3 separate regions of the Homo sapiens genome follow, and regions 1 and 3 are each linked to region 2. A link is a contact called in ENCODE Hi-C or POLR2A ChIA-PET data. All regions are on one chromosome and are shown on one strand. Each heading gives the region's core, a stretch centred on a gene start or an enhancer-like site at or near the end of the contact. The rest is flanking DNA. Distances are from core to core; before and after follow the strand shown.

What was found. Hi-C counts contacts between places; a loop is a spot of excess contacts on that map. ChIA-PET counts read pairs that join two places held with the same protein, here RNA polymerase II (POLR2A). Pooled maps may share reads with other maps.
Region 1: a loop to region 2 is called in a map of naive thymus-derived CD4-positive, alpha-beta T cell, with 12 times the contacts of the local background. The contact joins the promoter of AFDN here to the promoter of THBS2-AS1 in region 2. A Hi-C loop is called at or near these places in 2 of 168 maps with a recorded cell type or tissue (naive thymus-derived CD4-positive, alpha-beta T cell and vagina) and 9 of 50 pooled maps.
Region 3: a loop to region 2 is called in a map of CD8-positive, alpha-beta T cell, with 10 times the contacts of the local background. The contact joins the promoter of TBP here to the promoter of THBS2-AS1 in region 2. A Hi-C loop is called at or near these places in 6 of 168 maps with a recorded cell type or tissue (CD4-positive, alpha-beta T cell, CD8-positive, alpha-beta T cell, heart right ventricle and 1 more), 2 of 37 single-sample maps with no recorded cell type and 18 of 50 pooled maps. POLR2A ChIA-PET finds 5 or more read pairs at or near these places in 2 of 52 experiments (B cell and naive thymus-derived CD8-positive, alpha-beta T cell).

Annotation. Positions count from the first base shown.
Region 1 is chr6:167,824,848-167,828,525 of GRCh38, reverse strand. It overlaps AFDN (afadin, adherens junction formation factor), which reads right to left and starts at 1,615. Exons shown (of 34, transcript NM_001386888.1): 1 at 1,289-1,615. The coding sequence starts at 1,393. It overlaps AFDN-DT (AFDN divergent transcript), which reads left to right and starts at 1,730. Exons shown (of 2, transcript NR_027906.1): 1 at 1,730-3,123. RefSeq lists silencers at 1,463-1,662, 2,577-2,646 and enhancers at 1,813-1,892, 1,923-1,992.
Region 2 is chr6:169,211,124-169,214,663 of GRCh38, reverse strand. It overlaps THBS2-AS1 (THBS2 antisense RNA 1), which reads right to left and starts at 1,452. Exons shown (of 3, transcript NR_134621.1): 1 at 1,086-1,452; 2 at 177-490. RefSeq lists a silencer at 1,364-1,713.
Region 3 is chr6:170,553,119-170,556,796 of GRCh38, reverse strand. It overlaps TBP (TATA-box binding protein), which reads right to left and starts at 2,428. Exons shown (of 8, transcript NM_003194.5): 1 at 2,334-2,428. It overlaps PSMB1 (proteasome 20S subunit beta 1), which reads left to right and starts at 3,490. Exons shown (of 6, transcript NM_002793.4): 1 at 3,490-3,667. The coding sequence starts at 3,555. RefSeq lists enhancers at 2,158-2,547, 3,358-3,678.

The DNA of each region.
Region 1 (3,678 bases), core at 366-2,865, 1.4 Mb after region 2:
TAACATAACATCTATGCTCAAATTGACAACCTGAGCCTAATGGCGTGTGTCAGTATTCAACTCAGTATTAAGACAAATGGCTAGCTACCCACGTCAAGTGCAGTCACAGGTACAGATGAAAACAGAAGAAATAGAGTCCTTCCCATGACTGGCAAAAACTCAAGAAATCAGAGAAGCAATAGTCAAATTCTCTCAAAAACATAAAGTGGAATTTAATGATAAAAGGATTACATTTCGTAAGAATGTTCAAATCTGCCAAACATGTTTTGTTGCCTAGGAGCTAGTATTTTATAGCAAGTATTAACTATAAATTACCTATTACAACAAATCAAAAATAGACGCTATTAAAATGATTTCCTAAACGGGCACAAATATTGAGTGAAATTTTTTTATGCTGGTAAAGTCTGTGCAGCCACCGAATGAACAGAGCGCGGAACCGACCCTTGCGGAGCGATTTACAGGGTTGCTCCCCGACCCTTCACCTCCCTCCCCTCTCCACGGAGCCCTTCCTAGTGGACTTGGACTCAAACATTTTTTTAAAAGCTGCTCGGAACGCTTTCAGCAGCTTTGCTATAAACAACCCCCATTGTTACCAGGCCAGGAGCGAGCGTGATTTCCTCCTCCTCTCAGGGAGCCAGCCTGGGGCCGGCGCCTCCCTCCGGGCAGAGGCCGCCGCAGAGGGCCCTTCCTCGCGGCCCCGAAGGTGGAGAAGGCGCGCCTTTCCTCGGAGGCGTCCGACTCCGGGCCTGTGCCATCAGGCAGCCCGCACCTCCCGAACTTTGTGATACTGACTTTCCCCTCCCAGCTGGCAGCCTGCAAGTTTATGAACCCGAAGCACAGCGCGCGTCACAGGCTCCATCCCGGCCACGGCGAAGGGGCGCCGCGAGCCACAACCGGGCTGCAGGTGGAGGGCGCCGGCCCCGCGCGCCGCCGCGCCCCCCGCGCCGCCGGGGATGAGGCCGGGGCCGCGCCGCGCTCGCGGGGGTGGGGGCGGCGGCCCAGGTGAGCCACCAGGTGAGCGGCCGGAGAGGGGAACAGGTGACTGCCGCGCCCCGCCAGCCCCCGCTCGGCCCGCGCGACCCCGGGATACACCGCGGCAGGGGGACGGGGGCTGCGGGGGACGCCGGGGCCCGCGGTGGGCCTGGGGGAGGGGGAGGGGAGAGAAGGGGCGGAGGGGGGAGGGGGAAAGGAGGGCGGGTCCGCGGCTGGCGGGCGGCGGCGGGGGGGAGGGGCGGGGCGCGGCGCAGCGGGCGGGGGTCGCGCAGGCCCCGCGCCCGGCGGTGCTCACCTCGGTCGGCTGGCTGATCTCGAACAGGTCCAGCCGGTTGGCGTTCCAGTGGTGGATGATGTCGGCCAGCTTCCGCCGCTCCTCGTCACGGCCGCCCGCCGACATGGTCCTGGCCGCGCCTCCTCAGCCGCGCGGGGCCGGGGCCGGAGGACGGGCCGAGGACGACAGGTCCGCGGGGGCCCGGCGCCCCTCGCCACCCCCCGCCGGCCGCCTCCGCCTCCGCGGCTGCCTCCGCCTCCGCGGCCGCGCCGCGTCCTCCGACTTGGCCTCCGCCTGGGGCTCAGTCCGCGCCGCGCCGCGCCGCCTCAGCCCCGCCGGCCGGTGTGCGCCCGGCGCCCGCCGCCCGCCGCCCGCACCCGCCCGCGCCCCGCCCGCCGCCGTGCGCGCCGCCGCCCGCCGTGCGCGCCGCCGCCCCGCGCGGCGCCGCCGCACCTCCGGGCCGCTCCACTAGGTGCTGCTGCCGCGGCCGCCAGGGAGGGAGGTGTCGGAGGGCGGGCCCCGCGCGGTGCTAGGGTTCCGTCTGGACTGGCGGTGGTGGGTCCCAACCGGCGGTACCGGGTTCCTTCCCGACCAGCGGTGCTAGGTTCGGTTCGGACGCGCGCTGCTGGATCTAAATGGGCAGTGCTGGGTCCGATGGGTGGTGCTGTGTTGGGTCCGGACGCGCGGTGCAGAGTCCGGACGGGCGGTGCTGGATCCAAATGGGCGGTGCTGGATCTGGACGGGCGGTGATGGGTCCGATGGGCGGTGCTATGTTCGGTTCGGACGGGCGGTGCTAGGTCTAAATGGGCGCTGCTGGGTCCGATGGGCGGTGCTGCGTTCGGTCCGGACGGGCGGGGACGGGCGGTGCTGGGTCCAAATGGGTGGTGATGGATCTGTGGACGGGCGGTGCTGGTTCCAGACGGGCGGTGCTGGGTCCAGACGGGCGGTGGGTCCGATGGGCGGTGCTAGGTTCGGTTCGGATGGGTGGTGCTAGGTCTAAATGGGCGGCGCCGGATCCGATGGGCGGTGCTGGGTTCGGTCCGGACTGGCGGGTCCGGGTCTGGACGGGCGGTGCTGGATCCAAATGGGGGTGCAGTGCTGGATCTGGACGGGCGGTGCTGGGTCCGAACGGGCGATGGGTCCCATGGGCGGTGCTAGGTTCGGTTCGGACTGGCGGTGCTGGGTCTAAATGGGCGGCGCTGGGTCCGATGGGTGGTACTGGGTCCGGACGGGCGGTTCTGGGTCTGGACGGGCGGTGCAGTATCCAAATGGGCGCTGCTGGGTCCGGACGGGCGGTGCTAGGTTCGGTCCGGACGGGTGGTGCTGGGTCTAAATGGGCGGTGCTAGGCTCAGCAGGGGACCGGTGGGCGTGGCGGCACAGGTACGGAGCGCAGGGCCGGTGGAGCGCCCTCTCCGAAGGGCCCTGCGCTCCCCGCGCTCGCTGCTCCTCCTGCCCGCGCATTGCCCCGGGGCTGCTGCGTGTTTCTTCCAGGGTGATTCCTTTCCGCTGGGTCACTTCAAAGCCGACCTTTTCAAGCTGTTTTCTTCCGCGGAGGACACGTTGTTAGGCTTTGTGTGCATTTCAAGGGTCATGTTTTCTGAACCGCGCTCTGCCGCTCTTGGGGTGTTCGAGCCCCCACACTGCTGTGCGGTGTTCCTCTCACAGAGTGAGGTTGGAGGGTCCCACTCCCTTTGTGTGTCTCCTTAGAAAACGCCTCTTCTCTCAGACACATCGTTATCTGCCAATTCTTCGCAGACGTAGAGAACGGACTGCAGAGTTAATAAACGTCGAGGGGAAGCTTTGATGCGCCCCATTTGGCCCTGAGAGATGCCACGTGATCGTCATTTTAAATCCTGTACGTGTCCCCGTGGACGTGGAAACCTGAAATTAATTTCAGTAGCAAGCTTTGTGAATTGTAGGGATTTTTTTTCATAAGGTGTCTTTTTTGTAATTGCCCCTCCCCTCCCCCACCCTTTGTTTTGGCTGCAGAGCGCCATCTCTGCAGTCTCCCCACGCCGGGTTCAGTCAGGCGAAGTTGCGTTATCTGTGATGTGTTGTAACAAAAAGCGTTTATCTTTGAAACACTAAGGCAAGTAATGAGAAGAGTGAACTATATTTGACAAAGCCTTTTTATTTTTGTCATTACTTTTTTTTCCAATGTGGAAATAATTTTTCTCTCCACCAACTGGATTTCCTCTTTTGCAGACAATTAAAGAATTCTGTCATCCCCACTGGGTTCTGTCTTTTCTACCGCACTTGTCCAGTACAGCTACATAAGGAGGCTTCTCAGCAGAGGAGCCTGGGGTGTTGAACCAGTGCCATGAGGGAATGAATTATTCAATAGATCGCTAGTCTCCTTTCTTAAAATTAAAGTGTGGTGACTTGCAGAAAAGCATCTGTGTCTAAATGT
Region 2 (3,540 bases), core at 203-2,702:
ATAAGGATGCTTAGAAGTCAGGCATTAAAATGAGATACATTTCTCCTGCATTCAGGTTTTGCTGTCATTTATCGAAAAGTTGAGGTTTCCTGACAATCATGTTCCCTGTCGATGGCCTTAGCCACATCAGAATGGTTGTCTCCCAGGATTAATGTGTGGTGCCTTTGTGAGCTCACCTGGGAGGAAGGTGTCCCTGGACCTCGATGACTCCGTGCGAGCACCTGCCCTGTGGCCCTCCATCTCCCTTCTGCGAATCGCTGCCAGCACACCACGGGAGCTCCGCACCTTCCACCGTGGACCGGGAGGGCCGTCGTTCTAGACGCTGATGCTGCTGCTCACAGGGAAAGGTTCGGCCCAGGCCCACGCTCTGAGAGTTGTCTGTACAAGGCTCAACCAACTCGCCCTCAGGGCAGGCACAGGCCTTGGTCGTGTGGAACGAGTCGGTGGGTGAAATAACACATCTTCACTCCCAAGTATCCAAGCGTGGGATCTGTGATTGCCGGGAGGAGAGAAGCCTTCATACCGTGACCAACTCACTGGCTGCTGCGTGTCCCAGCTATAGGCTACATGGGGGCAGAGGGCTCCTTCCGTCATTCCTGGAGGACCAAAATCTTAGGCCAGCTTTGCTCAGTCTGCGTTTCACAAAGTGATGCTTTTGACCATGGAGCAAGTGGTGCCTAGGCCTTGAGGAACGCAGGTGTGGGGTGATCCAGGAGCTGCCACTCCAGCTCCACGGCCACAGCCCTGTGGGCTGCCAATGCCCAAATGGGAGGGCCCTGCTGAGGGCTATCACCCACACGAGGCCCTTAGCCCAGGGCAGGTACCTGCACTGATGCTTCCCACCCTCTTAGTAAAGTCCTTCTGGAGCCACCAGCCTGGGGGCCCAGGGGAGGGGCTGAAGCAAGCTGGGACACTCCTGCTTCGCCCGGGTGTCAGCCCTGTGCCCAGGGGAGTGAGCTGCGGGCCCAGAGCAGCTTGCGGCCCACGCAGCCGGCGTTAGCCTTGGGGACCACGTGGGCATTTGTGAGAGAGGTCCGGGCCCGTGCCCCCCACCCCGTGCAGTCCCACAGGGGCCCCTGACTCACCCTTCCCCAGCCCTTGCTCAGCGGTCCGGCCCCTCTGGCTCCCCTGAGTCTGCGCTTGGCCCCTTGCGGGTGGGGTGAGCGCGGAGCCTCGGCTGTCCCTGCCTCGTGGCCCACCCAGGGCGCCCGCCGCCCCTGCAGCAGTAGCAGGACCTACTGCCAGCTTCTCAGTTCCTGTCTCGGCCTTTTTCAGGCCGTTGAAGACTTTTGCCACTTTTCTGACTTTTTTTTTTTTTTTTTTTTTACCACATAAGGGCTTTTTCAACCCCAAAGCACATCAAATGCAGGATGGGAAGTGATATTCGACTTTCCGGCCTCCAGCGCACACCCCTGACGCGCGCGGACTGCAGGGCTTGGGTCGGGGCGTCCCTGGGAAGCTCAGCCGGTTCAGCCCCGGCGAGCCCCGCCCGCGCGCGTCCCCGAGAGCCGGAGGCCCCGCCGAGCGCATGCCCAGCCCTCCCTGCGCGCCTGCGCCCTCCCTGCGCCCTCTCCTGGGCCCTGACTGTGCTTGAATGACAGCTTCACTGCAGGGTAACCCGGAACCTTCAAAAGGCCGATTCTGCAAACAAAATGGTGTAGAAAGAGGAAGAAAGCATTAGTGCAACAAAACTCGATTGCGCTTCGTTTTATGTACGATTTATTTACTTTTAAAATATTTTTTCTGTTTTTAGATTTATTTTTCTACTGAAAAATTGTTTAGTTATCTTGAGGTGGGACAGAATTCTTCATACGACTTTTCCCATTTAAAAATGTAATTATTTTTAAATATGGCTTTAGGAATAAATTACAGTTGTTAAAATGGAGATACATATTATTTATATTTATGTATTGATTATTGAATGGTATATACGCAAGCAACATACACGTGACTATACATATGCATCATGAATACACAAACCTCCCTTGTCTCAGGCCATACTTATTCTGGATTTTAAAGAAGTGGAAAAGTTGGCAAAGTGTCAGAGAACAAGATCAACACATGGAAATCAGTTGTGCGTCTGTATACCAGACAGAAACAATTTAAAACGGAAGTTAAAAGTACAATACCATTTGCAATAACATACAAAACAATAAAATACCTCGTAATAAATGTAACTTGGGAGGCAGAAGACTTGTACTATGAAAACAGAAAAACAATGCCAAAATAAATTAAAACCTATATAAATGGAAAGACACCCTCGTGTATAGTTTGGAAGATTTAATTCTAATTCATTATAATATCTGTAGTATTCTTGGGTTATATGTGATATTTTGATATCTGTTTAAAATGTGTAATGATAAAGTTAGGGTAATTGGGATACCCATGACCTCATACATTTTTATTCTCTGTATTGAGAACATTACAATTCTTCTAGCTATTTTGATATGTACAATAAACTATTAAGCATAATTTTCCTACTATACTGCATGTGATAGCTCATTCCTTCTGACTGTATTTTTGTACTCCTTAACCAGCTCCCCTTCATCTTCCTCTCCACCATTCCACCCCAGCATCTGGCATCCGCCATCCTGCTCTCAACATCCACAAGACCCACTGTTTTAGCTCCCACATATGAATGAGAACATGCAATATTTGTCTTTCTGTGTCATGCTTATTTTACATAACAGAATGATCTTCAGATCTATCCATCCTGCTGCAAATGACAGGATTTAATTCCTTTTTATGGCTGACTAGTATTCCATTGTGTGCATATACAATATTTTCTTTGTCCTTTCGCCTATTGATGAACACTTAGGTTGATTCGATGTCTTGGCTATTGTGAGTAGTGTTGTAATAAACATGAGAGGGCCGATGTCTCTTTGATATACTGATTTCCTTTCTGTCAGATGCATACCCAGCAGTAAGATTGCTGGACTATACCAAACGTAGTTCTAGTTTAGTTTTTTGAGGAACCCCCATACTGTTTTCCCTAGTGGGTGTACTACTTTACATCCCTACCAACAGTGTATGAGTGTTCCTTTTTTTCCACCTTCTCATCAGCATTTGCTATTTTTTGTCTTTGTGATAATTCTAAATGGGGTCAGATAATATCTTCTTGTGGTTTTGAATTGCATTTCTATAATGACTAGTGATGTTGAGCCTTTTTTCATGTACGTGTTGGCCATTTCTTTTGAGAAATGTCTATTAGGTCTTTTGCCCAGTTTTTAATTGGGTTGTTTGAGTTTCTTATATATTCTGATTACTAATCCCTTGTTGGATGGGTAGTTTGCAAATATTTTCTCCCATTCTGTGGGTTGTCTCTTCACTTCGTTGATTTTTTCCTTTGCTGTGTAGAAGCTTTCTGGCTTGATATAATACTATTTTTCTATTTTTGTTATAGTTGTCTGTAATGTTGAGGTCTTACCAAAAAATCTTTACCCAGATCAATGTCCTGGAATGTTTCTCCGTATTATTTTTTAGTAGTAGTTCTATCGTTTTGGGTCTTGCATTGAAGTCTTTAATCCATTTTGATTTGAT
Region 3 (3,678 bases), core at 1,179-3,678, 1.3 Mb before region 2:
CACAAACATGAAAACCAATGAAGCTATTTTGGAATACATTTGTTTTTACCTTATAATCCTAAAGTTTTATTCCTTCCATGTTTCCGGCGATTGCATGTAAAATCGCCAACAAAACAAAAATCATTTTGTTACATGTTTAAATAATCGGAAAATGCTCAAAATCGAGCTGTCATAACCAGCATTAAAAACTTTTGAGGAAAAACACCTAGAGAAAAATAATTCCTAAGCAAAATGTAATATCAGAGCAGAATATTCACTAAGCACTGTATACACAGCACTGTTAGGCAAAGTTTAGATCTTTAAATATTCCAATTTTACATCCTCTACAATGTCTTGGGCAAAAAATTAAGTAAATATCAAATTCAATCCAATATACTTCAGAGTGATCATTTATCAAGCTCCTACTGTAATGAAACTGTTAAAAAAAAAAAAGCCGCACAAAGATAAAGCCCTGAATTTTTATAAATGTAATAACCTTACCTCTTTAGAACACATTAATGCAAACTGTGCCTGTTATCTGACTTTTCTTAAATCATCATCGCTTTACTCACTACACATCTGAAATGAGTTTATAACAACATATTCTCACATAGAACTTAGAGGTCTCAAAGTTACAAATTATATGTCCAAAGATCCTTCAGGCATATGCACTTCAAGCATGTGCTGGTACAGAACAGACACTCAGATATTTGCTGAATGTATGAAAGACTCTGACGATCACTTTGAAAGGGCAAAGGCCCCCAAAGACTATCTATCCTACATACTCATCACTGAAAAACAGACCAAAAAAGAAAGCAAGCTCTGCTTCTGGAAATAAATATATCAGAGATATTTTTTAAAATATACTTTTTTTTTGACAGTTATCCTATAATAACAATAACAGAAGTCCTGCAGATGAGGATATAAAGATAGGAGGATATAGTCCTTGGCATCAAAGTGTTCAATATGAAGGGTATGCAAATAACTACTGTAAAACATAGTATTATAACAGCAGGTATGGTCTAAGCTAAGTTCCTTGAATGCAGAAACCAGCCTACATGTCTTTGTGATCTCTGCATCTAGCACTATGCCTGGAATACAGTATGTGATCATGAATGAGCCCATATACACCCCTGGAAGAGAAGACAATATAGACTAACAGCCAATCACTGTGAAGAGAGCGCAGTGTTTTCACAAAGCAGGGACCATCTAACTTGGGTCTCACAAGGTGAGTAGGAATTTACACATCAGGGCTTCAGACAAAAGAGAAATCAAGCAGAAAGAGACAGATTGAAAAAGCATGCAGTATGCAGGCAACAAGCTTAGTATGACTGTATAGAAGGTCACTGCAGCAGATGAGACAGCACATATTGGTGGGCTCATACTATCAGGAGTTTTCAATGTTATTGCATAGGCAATAATAACAGTTATGGAATTTCGGAAGTGCAGTATGAACAGATCTAATTTGGCAAGACTAGATGAATTTGAGAGGAGTAAAACTGGAGGACGGAAGTTTCGTTTCAGGAATCTAAGGTTGAGGCAAGAGATAATGACGGCAGGATTTAAAGCCATTATAAGTATGATTAGAGATTTATCCAGGACCTTCGGTGGCTTCAGGCCACTTTTTGCAAGTAAGTCTACAGAAGAAACCGCACAGTGATTACTGCACTAATTTATCCTCAGAAAAGAGTTGTTTGCTGGGTATCTTCATCTCCTGGAAATTGAAACATCAAATCCGATATTTTTTGGAGGCAATCAAATTAATTCTGCATAGCCTTCTAGTGTCTGTATAACTAAATGAAGCACAGTCTTTTCACAGAAAAGTCTACCTAGAGATTTGGAAAACCATGATGGCCTGAACCGAGAGACGGGAGACCCTGCAAATAAAGTGGTGTGTATTATATCTTAAGCGCTACCGTGCCCGCTGTCTCAGGCTTCTGACAAAATATTTAAGTCTCAATGTTGGCAGCAAAACAGGCGGGCACAGATCTGGGTGAATCTGCTTCTAACATGGAGAAGAAGCGGATGGCAGGACAGGGCAGGGTAAACTTAGGGTCTTCGATGCAAGGGACTGTCCTGTCCCGCCTGCCGCCGCCCAGCCAGCCAGTAGTACCCTGAGCCCCACAATCGTACGATGGGAAGCTGCCTGCGAAACACAGCAGAGTAGGGCACCAGGCGGGAGTGGCGGCCGAGTGGCCGTTACAGGCCGGAACGGCGGCAGCACGAAAGGGAGGAACGTCCCCCGAGGGGCCTGCACGCGCGCCAATTCCTAGTCTCTTCCCCACCATTGCCCCCAGGCCTCAGTGCAGTGGTGGCCTTCGCCCGAACCGTCAGAAAAGAGTACAATCTGTTACCTGGGTCACTGCAAAGATCACTATGGGCCAGCGGAAGCGAAGTTAAACAGCCGGCGGCCCAGGCGCCCGCCACAGCGAACCTGCCCGACCTCACTGAACCCCTGGCGCGCGTTGATAATGTCACTTCCGCCAGTTCTGCCCTCGGCTTCAGCGAGTTGCTCCCACTAGGGCCGAGGCCATGAGAAGTGTGAGCATAGGTCACTTCCTGTGTTTCCATAGGTAAGGAGGGGCGAAGCTCTTGAGGAGTTCCGGGGCGGGGCCGCCGTGCCACAGCCATCTCTAATTGGCCCTTGCTGGACGTAGGAAAGATCGATTTTTAAATGGCGTGTGTGTGTATATGTGTGAGTGTGTTTTGTTGTTGTTGTTGTTGTTGTTTAAAGCAACTAGCGGCGTTACCTTCGACAAGTTACCTGACCTCTCCCCCGCATTTTTTTTCTGTAAAATTGAATAATGATAACAGTGCTTACCCTTGGGCTGTCGGGAGATTGACAGAGATTGACAGAATCAGTGCCTGAGCAGTGCTTGGCACTCAGTAAGCGCGTCCTCCTTACCTGTCAGCAAGAACGCTAGCTGATCTTCAAGCGTGTAGAATGACAAGGAACACTAAGCAAAACAAACAGCTTGTGTTTACACATGCATTTATATTCAGTTCTGCCACTCCCAGTTCATGCACTGTTGTCACATGGCTCTTTCCGCAGTTGTTTCTTAGTGGGACTTCAGCACGCCTTGATTTTCCCTTCTGTAGTTCATTGTGGCGTAATCATATGTTATACTGCTTGTTTTCTTTGTACTTTTTATTATCAGTGAGGTTGTGAGCTCTTTAAGGATAGGAAATGTTATATACATTTTTTATTAGCCAGGACAATTAACGTTCCCACCGTTATTCGAGTTGCCGTTGCGCCATAGTTCTGACAATTTTTTTGTATGGTCAGACTTAAATTTTTGTCCATTGGGGTGAATTCCAATGTTTTCTTCGAGGGGGAAAAAAACAAAAAACAAACAAAAAAAACCCTTTACATCCCTGTCAGCGCTTTTTGGAATGGGCGGGATTCAACTACCAAAGGGACAAGCCGCCGTGCAGCCCTCCAGGAGCAACGACTAGCGTGAGATAGAGAGGCCGGGAGCGAACTTCAGGAGAAGCCGGAAGTGGCGTAACGTCCGGTCAAGGCAGCCATCTCGCCGTGAGACAGCAAGTGTCGGATCCGCAGGCGCAGCCGTGCGATGTTGTCCTCTACAGCCATGTATTCGGCTCCTGGCAGAGACTTGGGGATGGAACCGCACAGAGCCGCGGGCCCTTTGCAGCTGCGATTTTCGCCCTACGTTTTCAACGGAGGGTAAAAACCCC